Regions from separate parts of the Homo sapiens genome. Here region 2 is linked to region 1. The links are chromatin contacts, found by Hi-C or POLR2A ChIA-PET in ENCODE. All regions are on one chromosome and are shown on one strand. The core of a region is the stretch at or near the end of the contact, and the rest is flanking DNA. Distances in the headings are between cores, read along the strand shown. Region 1 holds the start of LYPLA2 (lysophospholipase 2). Region 2 holds the start of MYOM3 (myomesin 3).

The links. A loop is a pair of places that touch in the nucleus more often than their neighbours do. ChIA-PET counts read pairs that join two places held with the same protein, here RNA polymerase II (POLR2A). Pooled maps may share reads with other maps.
Region 2: a pooled map shows a loop between it and region 1 (4-fold over the local background). The contact joins the promoter of MYOM3 here to the promoter of LYPLA2 in region 1. A Hi-C loop is called at or near these places in 2 of 168 maps with a recorded cell type or tissue (endothelial cell of umbilical vein and mammary epithelial cell) and 13 of 50 pooled maps. POLR2A ChIA-PET finds 5 or more read pairs at or near these places in 1 of 52 experiments (activated naive CD4-positive, alpha-beta T cell).

What each region holds. Positions count from the first base shown.
Region 1 is chr1:23,787,643-23,794,520 of GRCh38, forward strand. LYPLA2 (lysophospholipase 2) reads left to right here and starts at 3,503. Exons shown (of 10, transcript NM_007260.3): 1 at 3,503-3,608; 2 at 5,015-5,118; 3 at 5,366-5,397; 4 at 5,509-5,574; 5 at 6,063-6,110; 6 at 6,218-6,288; 7 at 6,421-6,494; 8 at 6,582-6,683; 9 at 6,785-6,878. The coding sequence starts at 5,041. It overlaps LOC105376860 (a long non-coding RNA gene), which reads right to left and starts at 5,890. Exons shown (of 2, transcript XR_947067.3): 1 at 5,830-5,890; 2 at 2,972-3,148. It overlaps PITHD1 (PITH domain containing 1), which reads left to right. Exons shown (of 6, transcript NM_020362.5): 6 at 1-590. RefSeq lists a silencer at 3,681-3,740.
Region 2 is chr1:24,107,342-24,115,073 of GRCh38, forward strand. It overlaps MYOM3 (myomesin 3), which reads right to left and starts at 4,794. Exons shown (of 37, transcript NM_152372.4): 1 at 4,690-4,794; 2 at 1,135-1,313; 3 at 652-732. The coding sequence starts at 1,295. RefSeq lists enhancers at 1-307, 4,996-5,504.

The DNA.
Region 1 (6,878 bases), core at 2,253-4,752:
CACTTGCTTTTCCAGTTAATGTGGCCATGTGATTCCAAGTGTCATGTTGCTTTGTGGCAAGATTGTTGTGTGACTTGTTTTTTTGTTTTTGTTTTTGTTTTTTTAAAGGAAACTATTTGTGGGCTATAGGAAACTTTCTGATGCCTCCGGATTGTGTTAGTAGTAGCCATCAGGAGGGTCTCCAACTAAAACACTTGTTCCTGCTTGCTCCTTTCCCCTCTCATTGTTCAGCATTCTTGTCAAGTTGCCCAGCTTGGAGTTGTCTGTCACGCACATGTGTCCTGTGGTTATAGCTAGAAGGACAGGAGTCTCCTGCTGATGCGTGATAGCTTAAGCTTGGGGAGAAGGTCTTTTCCACTGCCTAGCTAAGCAGTCTGGGGAGAGCATGGGGATCATTTCTATGTGTGTGGGTAATCTGGTCAGTAAGATTGAGACTTAGTTAAGATTCCCCTTGGAAATTCCTTAATGTTTATTAGCTTCTAACTAGTGTTGTAAGTCCGATGCCAGAATTTGGAGATTTGAGTTCTTCTTTTCATGGCTTTTATTCACTGTGACTAATAAGCTTCCTAATAAATCCTTGCCAGACTTAATGTTTGTATTTTCTTTTGAGTTCTTGATAGCCACTGATGCAACTTTCATTTCATGGGGAACTGTACTGAACTTTGAAATTTTTTGTTGTTGTTTTGGACTAGGTAGATTATAGGAAGTGCCACAATTAAATCAAGACTGGAGCCGGGCGCGGTGGCTCACGCCTGTAATCCCAGCACTTTGGGAGGCCGAGGTGGGCGGATCACGAGGTCAGGAGATCGAGACCACGGTGAAACCGTCTCTACCAAAAATACAAAAAATTAGCCGGGTGCGGTGGCGGGAGCCTGTAGTCCCAGCTACTCAGGAGGCTGAGGCAGGAGAATGGCATGAACCCGGGAAGCGGAGCTTGCAGTGACCTGAGATTGCACCACTGCACTCCAGCCTGGGTGACAGAGTGAGACTCCGTCTCAAAAAAAAAAAAAAAAAAAATCAAGACTGGATCAGTTTCTCCAGGAATGGTCAAGCTTAATTTTGTACAGTAGGCCAAAAACACTCCTACACCCATATATAGTAAAGAAGAAGGTGGGGTTGAAAACCTGTATTTCACAGAAATTAACTGGGCATGGTGGCGTGCACCTGTAGTCCCAGCCACTTGGGAGGCTGAGGTGGGAGGATCACTGGAGCCCAGGAGGTCGAGGCTACAGTAAGCCATGATTGCGCCACTGCACCCCAGCCTGAGGCAACAGAGTGAGACCTTGTCTCAAAACAACAACAACAAAACCCTATATTTCATTTTGCACAAAAGGAAGTGATTTGTAGAATGACATTTACAAAAATAAGGGAGAACAGATTTTGGAGCTCATCAGAAGAAATGAGGGTGAGGAAAGTAATTGAGCAGCTCATGTGGTCTCCAGGTAGACCAAAGACTTTGGACTTAAATTTTGAAAGTCAGTTTAGCAATTGAAGAGAATGTAAGTATCTAAAAAGGGGATTTGATATGGTCAGTATTCTCTCCCTTGCAGAAAACAGGAACAGGTAATAAAGGGAATTAGTGTTGAATCTGATCCTTTTGGGAGAATTCCTCTGAGGCATTGGCCCATGCTGTTGTTTGGAGGATATAGCCACTGTTTCTCCAGCCTGTCCTAGGAAAGGTCTGCTACCACCAAACCTTGTTGGCCCTCAAAATTTCTAAAATGCAGCCTGAAATAAACCAGAATGCAAATGCTGTTCTTGAAAAGCATGAAGGGTCCTATTCACTCAGCCACAGCCTCTTTATTTCAGTTGGATCATTTTTTGGAGTTAAAAGAAGGGCTATGTTTAAATTTGGAGTAGGGGGAAAAATAAAGTTAAAAATCTTAGAGCAGACTAGCCCTTCACTAATTCCACTAATTAAAGCATTAATCACAGCTCCTGGGACTGAGCCTCTGAATTTGAAGCTTCACTCTGAAGAATTTGTTTTAAGTGTCATGGTGTCTCAGGTGATCGAGGTTGCAGGAGGAACTGTTCATTCTTCCATAAGTGGGGACATTACCCTCCATTTTCTTTTGACATTCAGTCCTGGGTCCTTGGCTTGTGGTGGTCCCATAGGCTCAAAGGTTTCCTGCCCCGAATCCTGGTATTGTAGGCTCCCTGACCTGTTGAGTACTTAGGACCAAAGTGCCTCTGGGCCTGGGGGAAAGTGCTTTGTTGAGCTTCCAACTTTGTACTGTTTTCTTTTTCTTTTCTTTCTTTTTTTTTTTTTTTTTTTTTTGAGACAGAGTCTCGCTTTGTTGCCCAGGCTGGAGTGTAGTGGCACTATCTTGGCTCACTGCAAGCTCCGCCTCCCGGGTTCACGCCATTCTCCTGCCTCAGCCTCCCCCCGAGTAGCTAGGACTACAGGCGCCCGCCACAGCGCCAGGCTAATTTTTTGTATTTTTAGTAGAGACAGGGTTTCACCGTGTTAGCCAGGATGGTCTCGATCTCCTGACCTCGTGATCCGCCCGCCTCAGCCTCCCAAAGTGCTGGGATTACAGGAGTGAGCCACCGCGCCTGGCTGTACTGTTTTCTTTCTGTTCAAAGAAAACACTAGTATAGGTTAGGCTGGGAGAGTGAGTCCTAAGCGGCTGAGGGTCAAGTGTGACTCATTTCCTATTTGCAGATCCCCACACATTCTCAGGGACATGCTCCTTCAACTCAGTTTGCCTGCCTTCTGACTTTTCTGTGGTCCCTGATACCTATTTCCACTTCAGCTTGATGGCAGCGTTTTGTGCACTGTCTGCATGACATTGCTTGTGAAGGGCAGCGCTAACACTGCCAGTGCCTGTCCAGCTCTCCTGATACGGCCTTTGTATTTTTCCTAGGTCCTTTTTTGCGTGATTAACACCTCACGCTGTGATTTTACTGTATAAACCATGTTCACACAACCTCATTTAAGCCTACCAACAAAGCTGTGAAGGAGGCAGGGTGGTTATTACCATTTTATATATCAGGAAGCAGATCCAGAGAGGCAGAATTTAAATGGAATCCCGAGGTTGCTGTTTACATGCCTTCCTTGAGCCTCAGTTTCCCCATCTTCAAGGCTGGAGAACTAGATGATCTGTAAGGTCTCTTCGGTTCAGAGTGTGTCATTCCATTCATGATCCTGGAATAGGGCATGAAAGCCAGTGGCAGACACCCGAGGCCTTAAGAGGTGTGTCCCATGAGGATGGGAAGGTGGTAAAGTTTATGCAAACAATAGTGTGAGGGATGCCTCTCCTTCCGGTCGGCCCTCCTCCAGGAGGCGCATGGGTGGTGGTAGCAAGTGGGAGTCTTGGGTGCCCTGTCTCGAATCTACAAGGTGGGAGCGGGTGAGAACCCAGCGACTGCGCGGCTGAATGACAGGGAGTAGCCCCGCCGCCTCCAACATGGCAGCTTCTATCCAGCGAAGCCGGGTCCCCGCTTCCGGGTTCCGTACTGTCGGCCAGGCTACTTCCGGCAGCGCGATGGCTGGGTTCCCGGGACTCGAACGGAAGTTCCGGCGGGGGCGGCCGAGGGGGAAGAGTGTGTCTGCGGGAGAAAGAGGAGAATCGCCCAAGCGGCCTCGGAAGTCCCAGGGAGTGGAGGTACCCAGCCGGCGGCTGCGGAGGATGGGCGTGTAGGGGGAGGTCGGCCTCGGGAGGGTCCCGGAGAGCGGGGAGGGGGAACCGTGATGGGGGGGATGGGGGTGGGGAGTGAGGTGCGAAGGCGCTGTCCAGTCTTGGGGACTTCGGGAGTGGAGCGGGGCTAGGCAAGGGGGTGTCTGAGTATAAAGAGACAGACTTCAGGGTCGGAAATAGAAGAGCCCATTGTGGGGCGGGGGCTTCCCCAGAGTCAAAGGTACAAAGCTTTATTGTGGGCAGGTGGGAGTCCTGGGTCAGGGTAGAAAATTTCACTGGGTAGGGTGACCTTTGGTCAGAACAGAAGTTCCCATTGTGGGGAGCGGGAGATCCTGGGTCAGGGTGGAAGTTCTCAAGGTGTATAGAGAGAGACAGGTCAGGGGGAAGGCACCCCTCCGAGGAGGGAGCCTGGGCGGGAGGTGCAAGTCCCCACGGTGGAGAAGGAAGGGAATCGCAGCTCAGGGCAGGAGGTGCATTCCCCATGGGAAGAGGAACCCCGGGTCACAGGTGAACGATCCCATTGTGGGGAGCTGCCCTCAGGGGTCAGAGATGGAAGGTGAGGCCAGTTGGGAGGGGTGGGCAGGCACTTGAGGCAGGTAGTGGAAGCTTCCGGCGAGTTTGGAGGACGCCGAGGATGGGGAGGGGCCAGCCAGCCTGACATTCTTTTGTGTGTTTGGGAGTCCCAGAGCGTGGTCAAGCCAGGGCTCGTTTGCAGTCAGTGGCAGCAGCAGCAGGTAGCTCCGTTTAGGGGGGGCGTGGAGCACCAGTTTGGGGGTGGGTGGAGTTCTTACGCTTTCTGGGGACATGGGCAGCCCCCTGGGGGTCTGGGAATGGATGGGCCAGAAACTGCTGTGAAGGCTGGATGGGGGCTGGGTGGGGGGAGGTTGAGATGGGGGTTGGAGGCGGCACTGAGTAGGGGATGGAAGCTCCTTTCCCTGGCACTTTTCTCTCCATTTCCCATAGGGCCCGGAGTTGGGGAGGCAGGGACCCAGGGATGATTGGAGAGGAGGGGGAAGGCACTCACCCCTGAGGAGTTAGAGGGGGAATGAAGCAGGCGTGCCGCTGCCTCCCCTCTGCCCCCTGCCCTACAGTCCCTATGCCCTGCCTCTGCCTGTCTCCAGCAAGCTCAGGTCCTGTGGTTGGGCCAGAACCAGAGACACATGTTCTGGGCCACTAGGGAGGCTGTCTCTGCCTTTCAGCCCTGGAACTGAGGCAGACTTCTTCTCCTGTGCCCTGGGACTTCTTGCTTGACTATTCTTTGTGCCCAGGACAGAACCTGGGTGCTGTGTGGGGCTGATGGCCTGGTGGCCTCTTGGGCCAGGAGTGTGTCCTGTGCCTGGTTTTGCTCTTGACCGCCGCCCCGATGTATGCAGGCCCCCGCCGTGGAGCCGTGTGGTGTATGTGTGGTAACACCATGTCTGTGCCCCTGCTCACCGATGCTGCCACCGTGTCTGGAGCTGAGCGGGAAACGGCCGCGGTAAGGGTCCCCTTTCACCCACGGCCAGACACTGTGGGAGCAGCTGGAGGACCGGCTGGAGGGGGTGTGGGAAAATGGAGGTGGCAGTGATGAGCAGGGAGTATCCTGAGGCCAGCAGGCTCGGGGTAGTAACCTGTTTGGCTGCTACCTGGGTTCCCCCAGGTCCTTGGGGGTGGGGGAGGGGTGGGCAGAAGTTGGAGGACCTAGGGGAAGCCTTCCTGTCTCCCCATTTCCCATCCTTTTCCAGGTTATTTTTTTACATGGACTTGGAGACACAGGGTAAGTGACTGAGGAGGGGTGCTCCTTAAGGAGGGGTCCTGGCCCAGCAGCGGACTGGAGAGGCCTTCTCTTCCTACCACATCGGAGCCTTTTCTCCCGTCCCTCCTACAGGCACAGCTGGGCTGACGCCCTCTCCACCATCCGGCTCCCTCACGTCAAGTACATCTGTCCCCATGCGTGAGTGTCACCCCAGCAAGGGAGGGGCTGAGGCTGGGGATCATCTGGGGGTGGTCCTGTCATCCCAGGCCTGTTCTCTCCTGTCAGTTGCATCCTGGGGCTTGGGCTCAGGGCAGTCAGAAGTGGCATTTTCAGCCTGAGCTCCTGTGGAGCCCCCAGGAGTGGGGTCCAGCACCAGCCCCCAGCCCTAGGGCCTCCTAGACCTGAGCTCTCCTAGAACCCACACCTCCCTTTGCCCCTTCCCCAAGTACTCACCGACTACCTGGGACCCCGTCACACCAAGCGCTGGGCTCTGCTTCTCCATTACTGGCGCTTTGCCCCAACCACAGCCTCCAGCCCCACGTGGCAGGTTGCCTGGCAACACCTTAAACACAGGCCCTGCCTGCTGGGAGGGGCCACCAGGGGCGGCGCGGCCCCACTCCGGGCTCTGAGCTCTGGCCTCCTCATTCCTCCTGAGCATGATGGGCCCTCTGGCTCTCTTTCCCCAGGCCTAGGATCCCTGTGACCCTCAACATGAAGATGGTGATGCCCTCCTGGTGAGTTTGGGAGTGGGGGTGGGCAGGGGGACGAGGACACTTGGGCTGAGGGAGCCACAGGGGGCTGGCTGGGGTTTTCTATAGCTGCCAGTGCCTCTACTCCCAAGGTTTGACCTGATGGGGCTGAGTCCAGATGCCCCAGAGGACGAGGCTGGCATCAAGAAGGCAGCAGAGAACAGTAAGACCCCAGCCCCTCCTCCACATCCTCCTTCCCCTGCCCCCCAGGAAAGCGCTGGGCGGTTCCTCAGCCTAGCTCCCTTATTGGGCCCCTTGGCAGCTTCCCTCTACCCACTCATGCCCCCTCCCCCAGTCAAGGCCTTGATTGAGCATGAAATGAAGAACGGGATCCCTGCCAATCGAATCGTCCTGGGAGGCTTTTCACAGGTGAGGGGAGAGGGGTGGGGGGGTAGGGGGTAGGGGTGGCCGGTGAGTGAGCTGTGCCCTCATGACCCCTCTCTCTCCTCCCTCCAGGGCGGGGCCCTGTCCCTCTACACGGCCCTCACCTGCCCCCACCCTCTGGCTGGCATCGTGGCGTTGAGCTGCTGGCTGCCTCTGCACCGGGCCTTCCCCCAGGTGAATGTCCCCACTGACCCCCCCGCCCTTTGTGTCTGCATCCTCGTGGCTTGGGGACTGCTGCAGCACTAGCTTTGCCCTGAGTCCTGTCCGGCCTCCAGGCAGCTAATGGCAGTGCCAAGGACCTGGCCATACTCCAGTGCCATGGGGAGCTGGACCCCATGGTGCCCGTACGGTTTGGGGCCCTGACGGCTG
Region 2 (7,732 bases), core at 3,544-6,043, 320 kb after region 1:
GAGGACATGCATGATTTTGCATCTTCCCTTGCCTCCAAAACAGCCTGGAAGGGCCCTGCTTGCAGTCAGTCCTTAATAGTTGACTGTTTTCATTGTTTTCAAGGCTCTTTCACAAACCTTTGTTCATCTTGTTTTCACGACAGCCAAGTGGCCAGGCCTTAGTGTCCCTATTTTATAGGGCAGGGACTGAGGCTTAGCAACTTGCTTCAGGTCAGCCAGGACCACCACCCAAGCCTCCTAGCCCAGGGCCCTGCCCCAAGCCGAACGCTGCCTCTCCACGCCGGCACACTCAGAGGCCTCCTCAGTCTCTGGCCTTGTGGGAAACTGGGGCCTGGTTTACTTGCTCCTTCTGTCCCATTCTTAGCCCCCTCCCCCACCACGTGAAGCCCAGAAGTCTGTTGGTGAAGTAGGCCCCTACCCTCTTCCTTGGGAACAGTCCCCCGCTATGACACGTGCACCCTTCCAGAGGGTGGCATGTGGGCTTTGAGGGCAGGTAGCCCTGGGCTTAAACTCCTGTCTAGACCCTTATTCTAGATGTGGGATTTTGGGCAGGTTCTTTACACTCGGGGTGAAAGGCCAGCAGGGAGGCCGGGGACTGGACAGGATGGCCCCTCCTCAGCCACGGCTCCCTGGGAAGCTTCTCTGACTCACCAAGACAGCTCGGAGGAGGCCGTCAGAGCCAGGGCTGCTGCCAGGGCGTAGTCCGCGGCGCTGAACTCATGCTCTTCTTCGCTGCTCCCAGAAGGAGGGGAGTAAATGGCTCTTGCAGGATTGGCTGGGGGCTCCCTGAGATTAGGGCTGCATCTGCCCACCTCAGCCTCAGGGCACCAGCAGGCAGGGCTGTGCCTCCCTCCTCATACTGGGGTCTCAGAAAGCAAGGCTGCATCCCCCCGACCCTGAATGTGCTTCCCTCCTCAAACAGGGTTTCCAGAGGACAGGGCTGTGCCTCTTCCATCACATGGGGGTCTCCAGAGAGCCAATTGTGTCTCCCCCCTCAGACAGGGGGTTCAGAAAGCAGGGATGTCCCTCCCCCCATCAGGTTGGAGCCTCCAGAGGGCTAGGCTGGGCCTCCCTCCTCAGACTGGGGGCCCTGGGAACAGGGCAGTGGCTGGGCGGGGACCCTGTGGCTCCCACCTGCTGCGGAAGGTCCGCCTCCGCACAGAGGAGCCCATGCGCAGGCTGTGCTGCCGCTCCTCCTTCTGCTCCTCCTCCTGCCGGTGCTCCAGCCTGTGAACCTCCATGGCCTGGGGGGGCCGGGGGTCCCCCGCACCTCCCAAGCTGTGCGGCAGAGTCATGGTTACGAGAGCAACAACCTGTGAAGGCCAAGGTCCACGGTCATTCCACCAGGTGCCCGCCTATCCCCTCCCATGCAGTCTTCCCAACATCTCTAGGAGGCTGGCAGGATGGGGGGTGGGGGTGTCCTCTCTGCAGTCGGCAGACAGGGAAACTGAGGTCTGAGAGGGAGAGGGACCTGCCCAAGGTGACAGAGGCAGGCCTTGGGCTCTGAGCCAGGCTTCTCCTCCACCCCATGTGCTCCCCAGCTGAGTGAGCAGAGCCCCCACGTTAGGGAGCAGGGCCCTGGCTTCTAGCTGCTTCCAGCTGCAGCCCAGCCCTTGTCTCACTGTATGATCTGTGGCAAGGTTTTCGCTTCTATGGGCCTCAGCTCCCCAGACAATGAGTAATTGAAACTGTGATGTCCACGGCTGTGTCTATGACTCAGGACGGGCAGGCGTCCCCATTCTTCCTGCACCGGCCATGTTCAGTCCTACCTCTGGGCCTTTGCCCACGCTGGTTTCCTCTCCCGGCACACCCTTCCCCTCCTCCTGGCCCGCTTGGCTCTAGTCATGCTTCAAACCCCAACTGAGGGCATGCTAATTAGCAGAGAGACTCTGAGTCCAGCCCACAGGGTGTGATCCCAGCTCCTTATCCCAGCTTTCAAGTGTGTAACCTTGGGAAAGACTCATGACTTTGTTTCCTCATCTGTAAAATGGGTCTACTAACCTCCCAGGGTAGTTGTGAAGGTTAGATGAGTGCTTGGGGCTTAGTAAGTACAACATAAGTATTAGGCATTAGCATTATTTTTCTAAGAAGCCTTGCAGAAAGACTACAGGCCACCTAGAATTTTCCCTCTTCTCATTTCTTTTGTACTTATTTTCTAGCACTCCACAATTTAGCATTGATTCAGACAATGCTTTCTCTATGTAATTATTTTGTATCTGTGCATCTTGACTGTTCAACAAGACTGTAAGTGAATTAAAAGTAACAATAGTGAGAACTTACTATGTTCCATGCCCATGTTAGTTTTCAAATGCATTATCCCCAGTCCCTGCAATAACCCAAATGAGGACAGCACCATTATTATCCCATTTTACTGATGAACAGGGGCAGTACTTGCTCAAGGTCACCCAGCATGATGGTGGGGCCATGACTGGCAGCCAATCCCTAGCCCAACCCCTAGCCCTTCTGATCTCTATGTCATATGTCCATTCAAGGCCAGGCCGTGGCAGAGGCTGGGGACACGGTGGGCCACAGGGCCTTTCTCCTTATAAGGGGATTGCAATGTACACATCTCCTTTGCATTCCCAAGGCTCAAGTCTAGGCCCGTGATGGCGCCCAGTGGGGCCGGATCAGATTGACCCAGGGGAGGCTCAGGAAGCGGATCCATGGATATGGAGAGGCAAACGAGGGGTGTGGGAGGCCCGTGTGCCCGCTGGCTGTGGGTTTTTGCACTGAGTTTTCTCATATCCGGGCTTCAGTCACTGCTGGGTCTCTGAGGGCCCCCCTGATGCTAAAGCTAAAATCCCTGGAATGGCTTTCACACCTCCTCCAGGTGGGAATCCTGGTCTGCAGGCTTCTGGCATGGGAGGGTTCCTGCCCAGGCGTGGGGATGGAAACAGAAGAGGGATGACCGCCTGCCTTGGCCTGCTCCTGTCAGCTTCTGTGGGGTCAGCTCTGTCTGGCCCCTGCCTCTCTAGAGGGTCCTGCTGGAGGTGGCAGCGTGTGTGTGTGTGGGCGTGCATGTGTGTGTATGTGTGTGTGTGCGTGCATGTGTAGGCTGTCTTCTGCCTGGATGTGAACACAGCACCTAGGTGACCATTTCTCTAAGTCCATGGCATGGAAGGTGAGCCCACTGGCTTTATTGGAGAGCCGTTGGCCTGGAAGGGGCATGTGGTGGAGGTGTCTGGGGCTCGGGCTGTGGAGGGTCAGTCTTAGTGGGCTTTTACCCCTTCTACTTCCTAGAAGTTTGCTCCTTTTGGGTGTCTGCAGTTGTGGGCATCAGGAAAAAGAGAATGGATGGCTGCAGGGTTAGCTGGGACCAAGGGCTGCCCCCTAAAGCTCCCTGGGCTCCTGCTAATCATCTCAAATGACATAATGGGACAGTCACCCTCTTTGGCTTCGTATCACTCCCTCCCGATGGAAGAAGTTCTCTTTGCACCCAAAGAAGTGGCTAGCCCTGCTCATTCTGCTCTTTCTTCCTCATGGCCCAGGAGGAGAGCTGCTGGGTACCACCCTAGGTGGAGCAAGGACCCCCCACTCTGCCCCAGCTTTCCTGGGACACGATGGCCCTGGCTCCAGTGGCTGAGAGTTAACATTCCCTGGCACCAGCCACTGGCTCCCTTCCCCTGGATGCTCTGTTCCCGATTAGCACAGCAGGCAGGGGCCTGGCGCTCGTCCCTGACCTCGGGGCCTCCAGCAACCAGACCCCTGGCTTTAGCGGATGAGCTACCAATTCTTTTTAAAGCACTGACTGATGCGTGGTATTAAGCAGGGACAAGTTTGCGGCCTCACTGCCCTTTCCCAAAGGACCAGGGTGCCTCTTCCCGGAACACTGTGTGTGCCTGCGTGGAGGGGAAACTGCCCCCGCTTCCCTCTCTTGGGGTGCAAAAATCTGGGCCAGAGGTCCCACTGCGTGGCCTTCCCTATTCCCCTCTGCTTTCCTCCCAAGCCTCCATCTGCCGAGGAGGCCTCTCCCCTTCTTCAGGAGGGAAAGAGGAATGCACAGCAGTTGAGCCAAGACCCCTCCAGGAGCTGCGATGGGGGCGGATGGTGGCTGGGAGCAGAGACACATCCTGCGGGCGGCGGGTGGCACAGGCTGGGACGTGTTCTTAGCCAGTGGCTCCACCAGCTTCCGCGAGGCCGAATCCTGCCCTTGCCAGTCATGAGCTGAGGCAACTCCTTTCCCGTCTGGGCCTCGGTTTCCTGTCAGGCACTGGATGAAATCCCTTCCAGCTCTAAGATTTGGGATCCGAGGGCTCGCTCTCTTTCCCTGCCTGTGGGGTTGGCCAAGCCGGGCTCAGCCAGCTCCGCTCTAAGTTCGTGGAACTTGCCAGCTTAGCCTGGCTCCCGCTTATCGCTGCTCCATCACAGGAAAGACTCCAGTTCCCAGGGCAGCCCCCACTCTTTTTTTTTTTTTTGCAACTTTCACATCACAGACAGCTCAGCTCTCAGAAGACCCAGGGCCACACAGAACAGTGGGATGGGGCAGGGGTTTCTGGAATCCCCTCCCATTTTCACTTGGGTGCTGCCTCAGCACAAATTTCCCAGGCTCCTTTCACAACACACAACACACATACACACAAACACACACACGTGCACACACACACACACATGCACCCACAGATATCACTCCCCAGTGGCTGACTCTTAGGAGGCATCCCTCCCCCACCCTGATTTCTGGGGGTGACTCACAGAAGCAGTGTGCCCACTTAGGAGTCTCTGGGGAGAAGATTCCTGAGGCCGAGAGGGTCCTTGTTCTCTTCTTGCCCTCGGCTCAGCGGGCACCGGGAGAAGAATGCGATCCCGGAGACTGCACCGTCTTAAATATAGCAGCACTGAGACAGTACAATGACAATGGATGAGAACTATGGCATCGGGGACAGGGGGCCAAGGGGAGGGGCCATTCCGTGTCTCCAGCCTGCTGGGCAGCAGCGACAGGTGGAGCTGTCCGCCGCGTCCCCCCACACTGCTCCTCCTCTCAGCTGGGTCCTTTCTGCCCAACCCAAGCCCCTGTTAAAATGGAAAGGAGGGAACGGCTCAGGCATGGTCGTATGGAGGGCAGATCCCGTGCGGCGTTCTCAGCTGTCGGGAGTTCTGATCTGAATTCTGCCCCGGCTGACTGGGTGCCCTGGGGAAGGCGCTCAGCTTCCCTGAACTGACTGCCTTCTGAAAAACGGAGACAGTGAGACTGGGCACCTGGACTTCATGAAGACGGTGGAAGGAATATGACCTAAAAGTGAGTGTTTCGTGCTCAGAAGTTGTCACTGGCTAAAACAGCAATGTGTGGCTCCTGGTCCCTCCACCACTCCGGTAGTTACTACACGGCCCCCGCCCTGACCACAGTCATGTGTGTGTGGTGTGGTGCAGGCAGGAGGAGCTGGGGAGCCACCTACTGCTTCACTGTGCAAACTGCTCAGGCTGCCAGAGTGTCCCCTGAAGGGCCTTCTTATAGGGTAAACGCACCTGACAGGGATAACTGAAGCACGCTCCAAGAATGACCCTGTGTGGAAGACCTGAATATGTGTTCCGAGCTAAGGAATCTGGGGAGTAGCCAACCCGTTTCTTACCTACGATGAATATCTGAGCCCCCGTCCCGTCCCTTCTGGTGGAACGCTGGCCATACAGGGGATTGAGGCCCTGAGTTTTGGGTTAAATGAAGATTGCCAGGTGGAGGTCATTAGGGGATGGTGTAAAGTGAAAATGCTCTATAAACTGCATGCTGTTTGCAAGGGGCTGAGGTTTTCCTGCCCAGTCGGCCGCCACTGGTATGTTGTCCAGCCCGCCGCCCCTGGACCATTTCTGTATGTAAGGCGGTTCTCCTGTCCAGTTCATCACCAGTGGACTCTCTCTCCTGTAGGCAAGCCCCTAACAAACCCCCACGTTCCTTCCTTTCCTTCCTTCCCTTCCTTCTCTCCCTTTCTTTTTCTTTCTTTCTTTCTTTCTTTCTTTCTTTCTTTCTTTCTTTCTTTCTTTCTTTCTTTCTTTCTTTCTTTCTTTCTTCTTTCTCTTTCCTTCCTTCCTTCCTTCTTTCCTTCTTTCCCTCCCCCCCTCCTTCCTTCCTTCCTTCCTTCTCTCTCTCTTTCTTTCTTTCTTTCTTTCCTTCTTTCCTTCTTTCTTTCCTTCTTGAGTCAGAGTCTCACTTTGTTGTCCAGGCTGGAGTGCAGTGGCATGATCTCAGCTCACTGCAACCTCCGCCTCCTGAAACCCCCATGTTCCGTTTGCTGGCTATGGATCTTTTCTTTGGCCTCTCAAACCTGGTGCCTTCCCTACTGAGGTTAATAGGTGTTCGGCACCACACCTCTTCCCACCCTTTGCCCTCTCCTGCCATTCCCTCAGTCTCAATTCTTTCCCCCTCACATTCATTGGCACCTACCCTATGCCAGACCCTAACCTACAGGGGAAGTCAGGCACTTACGACAGGAGGTGATCAGGAAGGTGCACCTGGGTCGAGTCTCAGAGGATGAGCCGGTGAGGGGAAGGCTGTACCGGCCCCTAGCCAGAGAGCACAGCTTCCCTCCCTCACCCCTTCCTGCGACCTCAGGTGGCCACCCACACTACACCTGTCACTCTTGCTGGTGCCTCAGGGACTCCTCACTCGAGAGAAGGAGAGAGAGAGCACAAGTGAACTTTGCAGGCAAAATCTGAATCCCCTGCCCTATTTGAAAACCCCTTTCTAAGCTCTTCTGTGGCTCTCTCTTACAGCATCTTTTGGGAGAGAACATTTCTCTCCCATCTTCTATTGACCCAATCGAACAAGGGCTTTCCAAGACTCATCTTCATACATTTGCTGTGAGGGATGAGTGTGAGTGAATCCGTACGAACAGCAAAGAGGGCTTTGAGCTTCCAACTGAGCAGGAGACAGTCATTTAAACAGGTCCTCTAGCCCCGTCCTCCCAAGGCAATCTGGGGAGATGAATGAAGGTGCACTGGAGAGACAGGGTGCATCCTGGAGTCAAACCGGCTTAGGCTTTCAATTCAGTCCCACCACTTATTAGCTGGATGACCTTGGGGAAGGCACTCAGCCAGTGTGGTTTGATTATCTGTACAGTTGAAGACAACAATTTCCACTTAGCTGTCTCATTGAAAATGTTCAATCAGGCTGGGCATGGTGGCTCACACCTGTAATCCCATCACTTTGGGAGGCCGAGGCGGGTGGATCACCTGAGGTCAGGAGTTCGTGACCAGCCTGGCCAACATGGTGAAACCCCGTCTCTACTAAAAATACAAAAATTAGCTGGGTGTGGTGGGGGCGCGCCTGTAATCCCAGCTGCTTGGGAGGCTGAGGCAGGAGAATTGCTTGAACCCAGGAGGTGGACGTTGCAGTGAGCTGAGATGGCGCCATTGCACTCCAGCCTGGGTGACAGGAGTGAAACTTTGTCTCAAAAAGAAAAGAAAAAAAAAAAGAATAGAAAAGAAAAGAAAAGAAAATGTTCAACCAAGAACCGTGAAACCTCCAGCACGGCGTCTGGCCCCGGACAGACGTTTGCTAAATGAAAGCTCTAGGAATGCTGATGGCTTTCTCTTACCCCATGCTTCTGGGGGTGGGATTCCCATGTATCCCTTTGTTGACCTCACCCCAGTGAAGCACTCAGTCATCACTGGAACCTCTGTAAACATGGCCAAGCCTAAGGTCATGCGGCTGAGCAGAGAGATTAGATGACTTGATGTTATACAAGCCTTGGTTTAAATCCCAACCTCTGGTGCCTCAGTCACTAACAGGGGGACCTTGGCCTCC